Regions from separate parts of the Mus musculus genome. Here region 1 is linked to region 2. Evidence: chromatin loops called from intact Hi-C (ENCODE). Cell type or tissue: left cerebral cortex. All regions are shown on one strand. Links, peaks and the distances in the headings refer to the core of each region. The heading gives the core; the rest is flanking DNA.

Region 1 (5,986 bases), core at 401-5,400, 270 kb after region 2:
CTGCCTGGGTCCATGAGGTGCCTCTGCAATAGGCATCTAACAAGTACGCTCAGCACAGCCAGATCCCCACTCAGATAAAGATGAACCGTTGTTCAGGGAAGCACAGTCACTCTCCAGAACCAGACAGATGCACTGGCTGCAACGTTCCTCCAAAAGCGTGGAGGATTAGGCATGTCCACGATTTAAAATAAAGAATGCTGTTTTATGCTAATTACTCAGGAATCGTATGAGGAATCGCCAAAGGTGTGTTACTGGGAAAGTGAGGCAAAAAGTACAGGAGAGCCATGGAGTAAATACGGACAACATGGTGGGGGCGGGAGCCTGGCTGCCTCTGCTATGGGGCTGCTTATGATGAGGGTGCTGGCTCTTCTATTAGGAACATATTTACTTATTTATTTTATTTATTTACTTATTTAATGAGTATACTGCAGCTGTCTTCAGACGCAGCAGAAGAGGGCATAGGATTCCATTACAGATGGTTGTGAGCCACCGTGTGGTTGCTGGGAGTTGAACTCAGGACCTCTGGAAGAGCAGTCAGTGCTCTTAACCACTGAGCCATCTCTCCAGCCCCACTGGACCACGCATCTTAAACTCCCCGTCCAGCTTCATCAAAACTAGAAGGAAAGCAATAGAAGAGCAGCTGGCAGGCCAGAGTACCAACCGCTTTCTGCAGGACATATTCGTAAGTGATGTAGACGAAGAGAAAGGGAGGAGACAGGACCAATTACTAGGTTTATCCGCTTGTTCAGTGGTTCACTTAAAGTGCTGTCTGTACTGCTTAATTAGTAAGTGTGACATCACTCACCACCTGGGACAGAATAACCTGGAGACACAGCTCAAACAACCTGGGTGGTTGCCCTGCCACTGAAGCCACACAGGCTTCCCTAAAACTCTCCCTCCACTGCCCCACCTTGTGGCTTTAGGGTATAAAATGAGAATACCAACCAGACCTGGGAGGGAAACCTTCCTGCAGCTCACCTGCTTAGGTCCACCAGGGCTCTCTTCCATGCTCATTGGTGCTGGGGCTTATTCCAGGAAGAGCCCCACACGCACAAGGACATTCTCCCCTTGCTTTTCTCTTTACATCTTTTAAATTTATCCTCTGTGCTTCTGTGTGTATGTTAGTGCTGTGTGTGTGTTAGTGTGTGTTAGTGTTGTATATGTGTTTGTGTGTGTGCATGTGTTTGTGTGCATGTGTGTGTGAGAGAGTGTGTGTGTGTGTGCATGTGTGTGTGTGAGTGTGTGTGTGCATGTGTGTGTGTGTGAGAGAGAGTGTGTGTGTGTGTGTGAGTGTGACACAAGGACTTTCTCTCCTTACTTTTCTCTTTACATCTTTCAAATTTATCCTCTATGTTTCTGTGTGTGTTTGTGAATGTACGTTAGTGTTGTGTATGTGTTTGTGTGTGTGCATGTGTGTGTGCATGTGTGTGAGTGTGTGCATGTGTGTATGTATGTGAGAGAGAGAGAGAGAGAGAGAGAGTGTGTGTGTGTGTAAATCAGAGGACAACACAAGGACTTTCTCTCCTTACTTTTCTCTTTACATCTTTCAAATTTATCCTCTATGTTTCTGTGTGTGTTTGTATATGTATGTTAGTGGTGTTTATGTGTGTGTGTGTTTGCGTGTGTGTGTGTGTGTGTGTGTGTGTGTGTGTGTATGCGTGAGAGAGAGAGAGTTTGTGTGTACGTCAGAGGACAACTGGAGAGGGCAACTGGAGAGAGTCAGTTCTCTCCTTCCTCCATACAGGTTCTAGTGATTGAACACAGGTCATCGTCAGGCTTGGCAGCAGTTGTCTTTATCCACTGACCTATTTGCCTCGTTCAGGTTTTAGAATTTTGAGACAAAGTCTGACTCTGTAGTCGAGGCTAGCCAGAGAGTCCCTATATAGTACAGGATAGCCTTAATCCATACCAGTACACTTCCATGGATTTACAGACACTGTGTCTAGCCCAATTCCTATCTTTATTTTATTTTATGTACATATGTAGTTATATTTATGAGAAAACCTACATCCCTAAGCTCAACTAAATAGAGCACTGCGTAAGCATAGAAAGGCAGTTAGTTACATTTTTAGGTCCACAGCGTAATGACTTGTTTAACACTATTTCTGCTGGGCATCAGTGGTGCATACCTTAAGTCCAGGTAAGCAGATCTCTGAGTTCAAGTCCAGCCTGGTTTACAGAGTGAGTTCCAAGACAGCCAGGACTACATAAGAAACCATGTCTCAAAAGTAAAATAAAATAAAATAACCTACTTTTCCTAAGACTGGTGTGGTGGCATATGCCTATACTGTAGCCCCTTTGGTGGCAGAAGCTGCAGGATCAGGACTCCAACTGATCCTCCCCTACAAGGCTAGTCCTAGGCCAGTCCGGGATACATAAAACCCTGAGCTTAGGGGCTGGTGAGATGGCTCAGCGGTTAAGAGCACCAACTGCTCTTCCAAAGGTCCTGAGTTCAAATCCCAGCAACCACATGGTGACTCACAACCATTGGTAACGAAATCTGATGCTCTCTTCTGGAGTATCTGAGTACAGCTACAGTGTACTTACATATAATAAATATTTTTTTAAAACCCGAGTTTAAAGGAAAAAAAAAATCACTGGAGGGAAGAGTGAAACATGCCTTCTGAACGTGACAGAGATGATGCCAAACCTTACAGCAGCTGGGAGTTACTGCTCAAGGCCTGTAGGAGACCAGGCCCATCAGCATTTCACCACAGGTGGGCACGGATTGAGATGCTGGAGAGAAGACTCAGTGTTTAAGAGCTTTTGCTACTCTAGCAGATTCGGCTCCCAAACTCCAGTTCCTAGGTTCTTATGCTGTCTTCCACCTCTGTGGACACTGCAGGCATACTATAGACTTACCTACATGCAGGTGAGAACTCAAATACATAAAATAAGCAAAAAATTAAAAACCAGTCGCCGAGGGTGCGAGGGTCATATTCCCAGTAGTGTATTCTGTTAAAAGATGCCCATGCCCAAGTAAGTAACGCTCACATCCGCAACCCCAGATCAATGCCGTGGGTCACACGCTCCGCAAGAAAAACATACATGAAAAAAGGAACACTTTGGGGAAGAAAGGGTTTTGGTGGAGGAGAAAGAAGTAAGCTAATAATAATGGGGAAATATTATCAAAGCACATTATATGTTATAATTTAAAGCAAAGTTGAAAAGAAAAAACTACTATTCCCAGCATGTCCTTGCTGGTAGCTTTGGGATCGAGGAGCACTAGAACCACATTTCCCGAAATGCAACGCTCACTCAGTCTACTTTTAACCTATGGAAATTGTCCTTATTCAGAGTCCTTCATCCACAATGCATTTGGTACTCGCATTTGGCGACTAGGTCTCTTGATAGGAAAAAGGGCAGTCGCAGAGCATGCTGGGAAGGCGTTAGACCGGGGCCACCCTTGCCAACGCGTGCGTTTAAACTACAACTCCCAGAGGGCCGTGCCCGAGAAGGAAGGCGGGTTCTCCTGCCGGAAGTCAGTTCTAGCCCTGGGCCCCACAACTGCAAGCAGAGCCGGAGCCGCCCTGTTACAGCGGGACCCGGGCCTCTGGGGTCCAGACAGGGGTCGCCATGGTAACGGGGGGAGCGTCGTACCGGGGACAGGCAGAGGGGGGTGGTTCACGTACGGTCCCCGGGGTTTCGGTTTGGAGGTGACAAGCTTCCTCCTGCTGCGGATGATCCGGGCCGGGCGCGGGTTCTCGGGATTGGGGTCAGGAATGGGGATCAGGGGCTGGATGCTGCGCTGCGGGGTGTGCTTGTGGTTCCAAGCAAAGGATTTGGAGGGGAAGGAGTGTCCAGGGGAGGGACTGCCTTGGTGGGAGACATTTGGGGGTGATTTTGAAACCACAGAGGCGGGAGAAGATATTGGAGATGAGGAAGGGATGATGGAAAAGAACCAGAGACTCTACAGACAGGGTAGAGAGGGTTCCTTATGAGAAGGAAGGAGCTGGTTTTAAGGAGAGCTAGTGTTGGGGCAAATTGGATATGGCCAGGGTAGATGCTCTCCAGGGGAAGAAGAGGACCCTGGAGGCCGGAAGTTAGCCCCTGTAGGATTAGAGTTAGGCTGCTGCAAGAGGAGAGAGGGCTGTAGCAGTAGAAAGTGGATTCTAGAAGAAAATGGGGAGCAACTGAACAGAATGTTCCACAGAGGAGAGGTCCGGGGTGCAGAGTAGACTTGGAGGCGTCACATTTGAGGAGGGGGAGCTTTGGGAGAAGGGCTGAGCACTGGATTTAGGGGAACCTCCACCTCCAAGACGGGCCTTTTGGAACTAAGAGTTCTTTGGATAGGGACTTGGAGAAGAAGACTTGGGAGGGGGATGTCAGAACAGGAGGTGAGTAGAGGTCTTGGAGGTTCGATGCGACCTTTGTAAAAAGGGAGGCCAGCCTTGGACAGGGAGAAGGGGTGCTTGTAATGAAGGACAGGTGAAGCTTCCCGGAGTCGGGGCCAAAGGTGCTGGGGTCAGGGGGATGGAGGTTACAACGAACAATGTGGGGAGGTGGTCGGGAGGCTCCCTGAGGGTACAGCAGAGGGATGGATGTAGGGACTAGGGGCTGCTCAGATGTGTTCCCAGGAGTGAAACGATTCTCATTGAGGGAAACAGAAAGAAGTATTGGTTGAAGTGGGGTAGGACACAGAGGGCTTAACTCAGCCTTGCTTCCAGCTGTTCTTCCCTTCTGCTCCTGTGCCCACCCCCTTCCCTTCCTGGGTTTCCCTGGCTCAGCAGAAGTAGTTCTTGGAAGGGGCATGTAACATCCTGTTTGTGGTTTTCTGCTTAGGTTGAATAAGGCAGATAGGTTGAGGGAAGAATGAGGCTCGGGAAAGACCATGGAAGCCAGTAAAGAATCCAGGGCTCAGGGTAAAGACTTGGAGGAACTAGCTCTGCTTTCTGGTTGTGATAACTATGGGTCTTAGCTTTGTCATCTGTAAAATGGGCAAGAGCATATATGACTGGACAGACAGGGCTTCAAACTAGGCTTCCCAGCAGGGAACCCTTGAGCCCTGATTTTCCCCTTTCCGTTTCCCCCCTCAGTACCTAGGATTGAACCCCGGTAGAGGATTGAACCTGGGGTCTTGGGCATGCTGCTTGGGTATTTTACCTTCAGCTAAATTTTCAGCCTTGTGGTTTCTTTCTCTCTCCTTCCCTCCTTTCTCTTCCTCCCGTTCTGTGCGCTCTCGAGTTGGCTCTCTCTCTTCTTTCTTCTCTCTCTCTCCCTTTTTGTTTGTTTGTTTGTTTGTATTGAGGATGAAACCCAGGGCCTTGTACATGGTTGTAAGTCTAGTACATCTCCTGCCACTGAACTACATCTCTGTCTTTCCTGTTTTTTTATTCTCATTTTACGTTACGTATGTAGAGGTCAGAAGTGACTTGCCCAGTCATTCCTCTCCTTCCACCATGTGGATCTCAGGGATCAAACTCAGGTCTTTGGGCTTGTCAACCTGTACCCACTGAACCAGCTCACCAGCAGTTTTGTTTTGTTTTGTTTGTTTTGTTCTCCTTGAGACAGGATCTTGTAGATATCCCAGGCTGCCTTTGAACCTCTAACACCCCCCCCCCCCCATCTTAGCCTTCCTAGTAGCTACAATCACAGATGTGCATCACTGGGTGGCTGGGGTACGAGTTTCTGAAAGTGAAATGACAGGACACACTTTATAATGCTACTTAGAGGTTGGGGCTTAGGATGTGTAGTATATAGTAGCCGCATGCTGCGCCTCTTATAGGTGTTACCCTGTTCACTGGTCTAATGAAGGAAGGAGGAAATCCCATTGTGTCCATTACACAGAAGGGGAAGCTGAGGCCCACAGAGGCCCATCAACATAAAGCCACACTGCCTGAGAGTACTCCGATGTTTTCTAGGTCGGAGTGTGTGCTCTTTGCCGCTTGATTGAATGCGTCTAGGGTAGCAGTTCTCAACTGTCATGTCCCCTTTGGGGGTCAAATGCCCCCTTCACAGGAGTCACCTAAGACCATCAGAAAACACA
Region 2 (5,986 bases), core at 624-5,623:
AGTTCCCAGTCAACTCTCAGCAGAAAGAAAAATATTTCCAAAAGTGCAGAATTGTGATCCCCTCCAGACATAAAGCCTTCAATAGTTCTCCAGTGACCACGAGATAAAATATCCTGCTGCCATTTACAGCCTCCCCTGCCCCCAACTCTGTGCTCCAGCCCCAATCGCTCTGCTCTTCCCTGGGCTTCTCAGGCTGTAGACCTGAGGCTCATCCGTTCTGTGCCCTCTGCTCACAACGCGTGTATGTTTTGCACCACTCTCCCTGTATAGAGTCTGCTGTGGCTCCCCAGTGCCCTGGAGTCCAATTCACACCTTCAGCCGGAGGCACACCACACGAACGAGTCCAATTCACACCTTCAGCCGGAGGCACACCACACGAGCGTTCCTGCCCTGCCTACGTCACAGATGTGTCTCCTCCCAACACTGATTCCTCTCCGTGTCCACCAAGTGAGGCCATTCCATACCTAGGCCTCCTAGGTTCTTTCCCCTTTGTGTCTACAGAGCCAGCCCTCCCTTAAGGGCCCTGGCTGGGATGGGGAGCAGCTGCTGGAGATGCTGGGATGGCAATGGGCCACCTCTCACCTGAGCACGTGACTGACCCACAGCACGTGATGCTCCCCAGTGCTCTTCCCGTTCCCGGCCACAGTGGCTACAGACTGCAGCCACACGAAGCCCCCCGCACGCTGCAGCCAACGGTAGTAACCAGTCACCACCTGCCCTTTGTCCAGCACTGGTCCATCCCAGGGGAGCAGAGAGCCCAGAGGGGTGGGGAGGGTCAAGGCAGGTGAGCAGGAGACAGGCAGAGGCAGCGAGAGTGGGGAGAATCGAGAAAGAGAGAGAAAGGCACAGAGGTAGTCAGAGACCCAGAGGCACCCCAGCATCGGTCAGAGACCCCTCTTACCCGGCTTACTGACCCTCATCCCCCACCCCCAGCCACTGCTCAGCCTCTTTGTTGCTTTTCTGTTCCGAACAGCCCCCAGAAGCTGCAGTGCAACCAGAGACTCTGGTTAGCCCTGAAGAAGGACTTCCAGGGAACAGGGAAGCAGGGTCATTCGTGTTTTTGTGGTGGTAGGAGGATGGGGAGAGGGTACAGAAGTGTGCCTCACGGTCCAGATGGCTTTGGCGGATCCTGGTTGCATCCTGTCCATGAACAAACTGGTAGCAGCTGCGTCCCACAAGCTCTGAGGGCCCCATGTCCATATGGTCGCTAACTCTGGAGGACACAGGAAAGAAAGGGAAAAGGAGTGGGGAGACATTGGGTGACAGGAGACAGCAGAGCTGGCTTCAGGGTTCCCCAGGATCCACACCCTTGCAGTACCTCAGTTTCATTCTGTAAAATGGGCATAGGTGAAGAAAAGGGGGCCCGAAAAAGAAATGGGCAAGCCTTGTAAGGGAGCCAGGGCCACCCTCACGTCTCCCAGGCACCTTTGCCTTCTCCCTTGTCCTCTCTCCTCCCAACTCCCCACGGCCCCTGACTGAAAGGCCCAGGATTGACTGGTCCCCACATATCCCCAGGTCCTTTTGGACCCACCTTCCCTCCCGCCCCTACCCTGGTACCTGCTCTCACAAGCAAGGATGGTGAGGCCCAGGCTGAGGCGGAAGACAATCATGTGTCCGTGCAAAGGCAGCTCAGCCAGTGGGGCTGGGGGCAGCGTGTGTCCAAGGGCTACAAGACCCAGGGCTCGGGCCCTCAGGCGCCCTGTCACATGAATGACCTGTGGAAGGTGGGGGTGGCTGGGGAGGTGCCAGGTGGGACTGCTGAGGCAGGAGGACCACAGCCAAGTCAAAGCTTCACCCAGTTCCACCTGATACCCACAGATCCCTTGGCCCTGGGAAGGCTTTGAGTGTCTCCCAGTTTCTGTTCTCAGTACCTTGTATCCCGGGATATAGCTGGCACACAGGGGGAAAGAGACAGTTCATACCCACCTTGTACCCCGAGGCTTTGACATTCAGGCCCCTCTTGGTGAGGGTGGACTTCATGCGGACAAAGAAGGACCGCTCTTGGGCTCGGAAGGCAGGCGATGCCTCGGTGGGGCTGGCTTCTGAGGCAGAACAAGAGGGCGCTGTCATAGTTTTCCAGAACCCCGTCAACTCAGAACCAGCCTCACTGTGGCTGCTCCAGACACTCAGATGCATCTAATGGTCGCACAGGTACACTGATAAAGTAATCTCCCCTTGTGGGACAGCCAGGTCCAAGGTCAGATGAGCCCCTCTTTCCTGCTCAGAAGCTCTGTTCTGCCCCCCAGGCATCCGCTGGCATCAGTCTGACCCAGGCTGGAGTAGCCACCTGTGACCACAGAGGGCAGGCTAGAACTGTTGTGACAGTCAGGTCCCCTACCACAGACTAGAAGTATAAAAGAAAGGAAGCTGGGCCGTGGTGGCACATGCCTTTACCTCAGCACACAGAGGCAGAGGCAGGAGGAGTTCAAAGCCAACCTGGTCTACAGAGTGAGCTCTAGGACAGCCAGGGCTATACAGAGAAACCCTGTCTCAAACAAACAAACACTAAAAAACAAAACAAAACAAAAAACCCCAAACAATCAACAAAAGAACTGTATCCTGAAAGTTAAACACACACCACATACACACACACAACTAAAAATATGGAACAGCTGGGTGACTTGGGGCAAGTAACTTGATCTCTCTGTGCTGTGCCTGGAGTTGGGGGCCATCCCTCATGGCTTGTGGGTTTGAAGTTAGGGCCCAATGAAAATTTAAAGGCACAGTGGAATGTAAAAAAAAAAAAAAAAAATTCTCAGTCTTATTCCTACTTCCTTGTAGCAGCTCAAATGTTGGTGTATTTTGGCCACTCTGGGGAACCAGGCAAGTTTAGACACCCTAGTGCCTTAAGTTGGCTTGACTCATTGTGGGTTTTTTGTTTTGTGTTGTTGTTGCTTTGGTTTGGGTTGTTGTTGTTGTGTTTGTTTGTTTTACAAAACCTTGTTTTGTAGCATGTTAAACACAAAAACCAGGATCTACCCTCAGGCTTCATTCACTGGCAAGGATGGGATTCCTGGAAATTACCAATCTCAGGGGTGTCCACCAGCGAGGAGGAAGACGATGAGGAAGAGGAGGACACGGAAGGTGGTGTAGGGGGACCGATGCTTGCAGCCCGCAATCCAAGTTGCTCTAGGACCTCCGAGTGGTCCCCAGGATGGATGTAGTCGAAGACGCTGCTGCCCGTCAGCTCCACCTGCCGGTGATGGAGAGGAATGCAGGAGCCGCGTGAGCGCCAAAGCTGAGGCTGGGTTTAGCTTAGGTCTGCTCGCCCAACCTTCAAGTGCACTTCACAACTGGCTTGTGTTTTTCTTAGGTGTTTCCTGCTTTTTTGAATTAAGGAGGGAGGGGCTTTTTTTGTTTGAGGCAGGGTCTCACTTTTTTTTTGGGGGGGGGAGGTGTTCGAGACAGGGTTTCTCTGTAGCCCTGGCTGTCCTGGAACTCACTTTGTAGACCAGGTTGTCCTCGAACCCTCCCAAGTGCTGAGATTAAAGGCGTGCGCTACCACACCCGGCCTCACTTTTTCTTTTAAGATGTATTTATTATTTTTTTTAAAGATTTATTTATTTATTTATTTATTTATTTATTTATTATAGGTAAGTACATTCTAGCTGTCTTCAGACACCCCAGAAGAGGGCGTCAGATTTCATTATGGATGGTTGTGAGCCACCATGTGGATTTGAACTCAGGACCTTCGGAAGAGCACCTGCTCTTAACCACTGAGCCATCGCTCCAGCCCAGGGTCTCACTTTTATAGCTCTGGCTTCAAACTTATTAATCTGCCTGCCTGTACCTCCTGAAATTCTGGACTAAAGGCATGTGCTGCAACATCTGGCCCTTTTTGTTTTTGTTTTTTTGTTTTTTTCTTTTTTTCTTTTTTTAGACAGAGGTTTGCTAGGTAGCTCAGGCTGGCCTCAGACTTGTGGTGATCCTCCTGACTCGGCCTCCCAAGTGCTGGAAATCAAGCCCGGCAGTTGTCAGCTCTTTAATGAGTTAGGGCCTTGGAGACTGGCCTCTCAGATCTCACATGGATCCCATGCCAGGCCCCTTCAGTACAGCCTCTAGCTTTCTGTTCTGATCATGCTCTGATTTCACAGGGAGCCTCTGACCTTCAAGCCCCATTTAAAACTCTCCTGGAAGCTGCATATCCAACTATGGCAATTCTTACTCAGAAACCCACCGTGCCTTCTTCTACTGTCCCTCTGCTTGAAGTGGGTGACCTGTCTCCCTCTAACCTTTATCCCCCCTGTGGTCCTCACCCTCATCCCCCACCCCACCCACACAACCACCTTATCCACCCTACTTTGTCACCTACACATTCAAGTCCCCTCCTTTGGGGAAGTGTTAGTTTTTGAGACAGTCTCAGATAGCCTAGGCTGGCCTGAAACTTCTGGTCCTCCTGCCTCCACCTCTCCAGTGATGGAGTTTAATGTAAGGTTTATACCTCACCGCCATGCCCAGTTTATGTAAGGAACCCAGGGCTTTGTGAACACCAGGCAAGCATTCTATGAACCAAGCTACAATCCTGCCCCAGACACAATGGATTGGAGTCCCAGGACCTCCAGAATGGTACACAAGTGGCATACCGCTGATTCACACCCTCACTGAGCTCAGCCCTTCCCTGGAGGATTCTAGGTGAGCACACATCGCTGTAGAACTACATCTCTAGATGAGGTTTTTAATTTTGAAATGAGGTCTTGCTAAGTCTCCTTGGCTGGCTTTGAACTTGTGGTCCTGCTTGAGTCCTCCAGCATATGTCGGGCTGCTTTGTGGGGTTCCAAGGAAGGTTGTCTGTTTTTCACGTTGTGCTTAGTGATACCAGAAGAGAGTAAGGGCATGCATAGGTCAGGCGGTAAAGATAGCTGCCTACTGCAGGGAAGACTTACCTGTGAGAGACCCAGGTAGATGGACACTGTCTCTGAGATGTAGAGAAATTTCCCTTCCTGGTTCAAAGCGAACACGAAGCCATCCAAGGACTAGAGTTGAGACAAACGGAGCGGGTGTAGGAAGGGAACAACCTGGGTACCCTTAGTCCTGTCCAGTTCTCCACAGGGAACTGATGCAGGAAAAATAGTGCTATTCCCAGATGCTACCACCAGGTGGCAGCACAAAGCAGCAGGCTAGGAAGGGAGGCGCTCACCTGTAGGATGTGTCCACCTAGGTGTTGCTCGAAGACTTCAGAGACCAGAGCCACAGGGCCTCGGCGGCCTGGGGCTGGGGACAGAAGGAGGAGGAGGACAGTCAGGGACCCTTGGTCTGACTCACTGCTCTGGGCAGCCCTTAGGGGCCCAGTCAGTCTTAAACTCCCAGCCAGCCACCATAGAGAACCAGTTCACAGGATGGTTGTTCCCTAGGGGACAGAGAGACCAAGACTGAGTGACAGACATTGGAAAGAGGAATTTGTCCACTCCCTCATTCTTTTTCACACCAAAACCAAAAAGTTCTTGAGTACTTCTGTTCACAGGTCCTATACAGTACAGGCAGTGCTAGTGACGGGAACAGCGCAGACTGTCCTCACTGGGCACCGAAGCCCGGTCCAATGAATAGCCCAAGGCTGAGGCTGACCTGGTGGTGAAGGCCCGTAACTCCAACTACTTGGCAGGCAAGGTAGGAGAATCAATGACTAAAGGCTTGCCTGGGGTACATAACAAATGAGTTCCTATCTCAAAAGTTAAAATGAGGGCTGGCAACATAGATCAGTGATGAAGCATCTGCCTAGAATCTCCCAGTATGATGCTAAGGCCTTGGCTCAGTGGAGGAACACCTGCGATGAATCTCCCAGTGAGGGGCTGGGGGCGTGGCTCAGTGGTAGAGCCCCTGCCTAGAATTCTCCAGTGAGTGGCTCTGTGGTAGAGTGCTTGTCTAGTATTCATAGGCTCTGGGTTCAATCCTCTGCACTGAAAGACAGTAACAAAATCCAAAGAAATACAAAATTATGAGAGTAGCTAGAGAAGTTTGCACTGCAGGGTGGACTGCACATTAAGATAGC

What was found. A loop is a pair of places that touch in the nucleus more often than their neighbours do. Peaks named below come from ENCODE experiments on the same cell type or tissue, not always from the same donor. Only the 100,000 strongest peaks of a DNase experiment are listed, where the experiment ranks them.
Region 1: a loop joins it to region 2, with 2.0 times the contacts of the local background. A loop is called at or near these places in 2 of 42 quality-filtered maps.

What each region holds. Positions count from the first base shown.
Region 1 is chr7:16,734,960-16,740,945 of GRCm38, forward strand. It overlaps Ap2s1 (adaptor-related protein complex 2, sigma 1 subunit), which reads left to right and starts at 3,485. Exons shown (of 5, transcript NM_198613.2): 1 at 3,485-3,579. The coding sequence starts at 3,577. In left cerebral cortex, for the core only: CTCF peaks have their summits at 932 and 2,680; DNase peaks (open chromatin) are centred at 2,972 and 3,370; H3K4me3 peaks cover 2,097 bases; H3K27ac peaks cover 858 bases.
Region 2 is chr7:16,460,224-16,466,209 of GRCm38, forward strand. It overlaps Npas1 (neuronal PAS domain protein 1), which reads right to left. Exons shown (of 12, transcript NM_008718.2): 4 at 5,138-5,211; 5 at 4,884-4,973; 6 at 3,025-3,193; 7 at 1,927-2,042; 8 at 1,558-1,715; 9 at 1,107-1,213; 10 at 583-730. Among named protein-coding and RNA genes, the nearest start is that of Tmem160, 10 kb to the left of the region's middle. In left cerebral cortex, for the core only: CTCF peaks have their summits at 2,299, 3,194 (motif pointing left) and 5,094 (motif pointing right); DNase peaks (open chromatin) are centred at 3,198 and 5,096.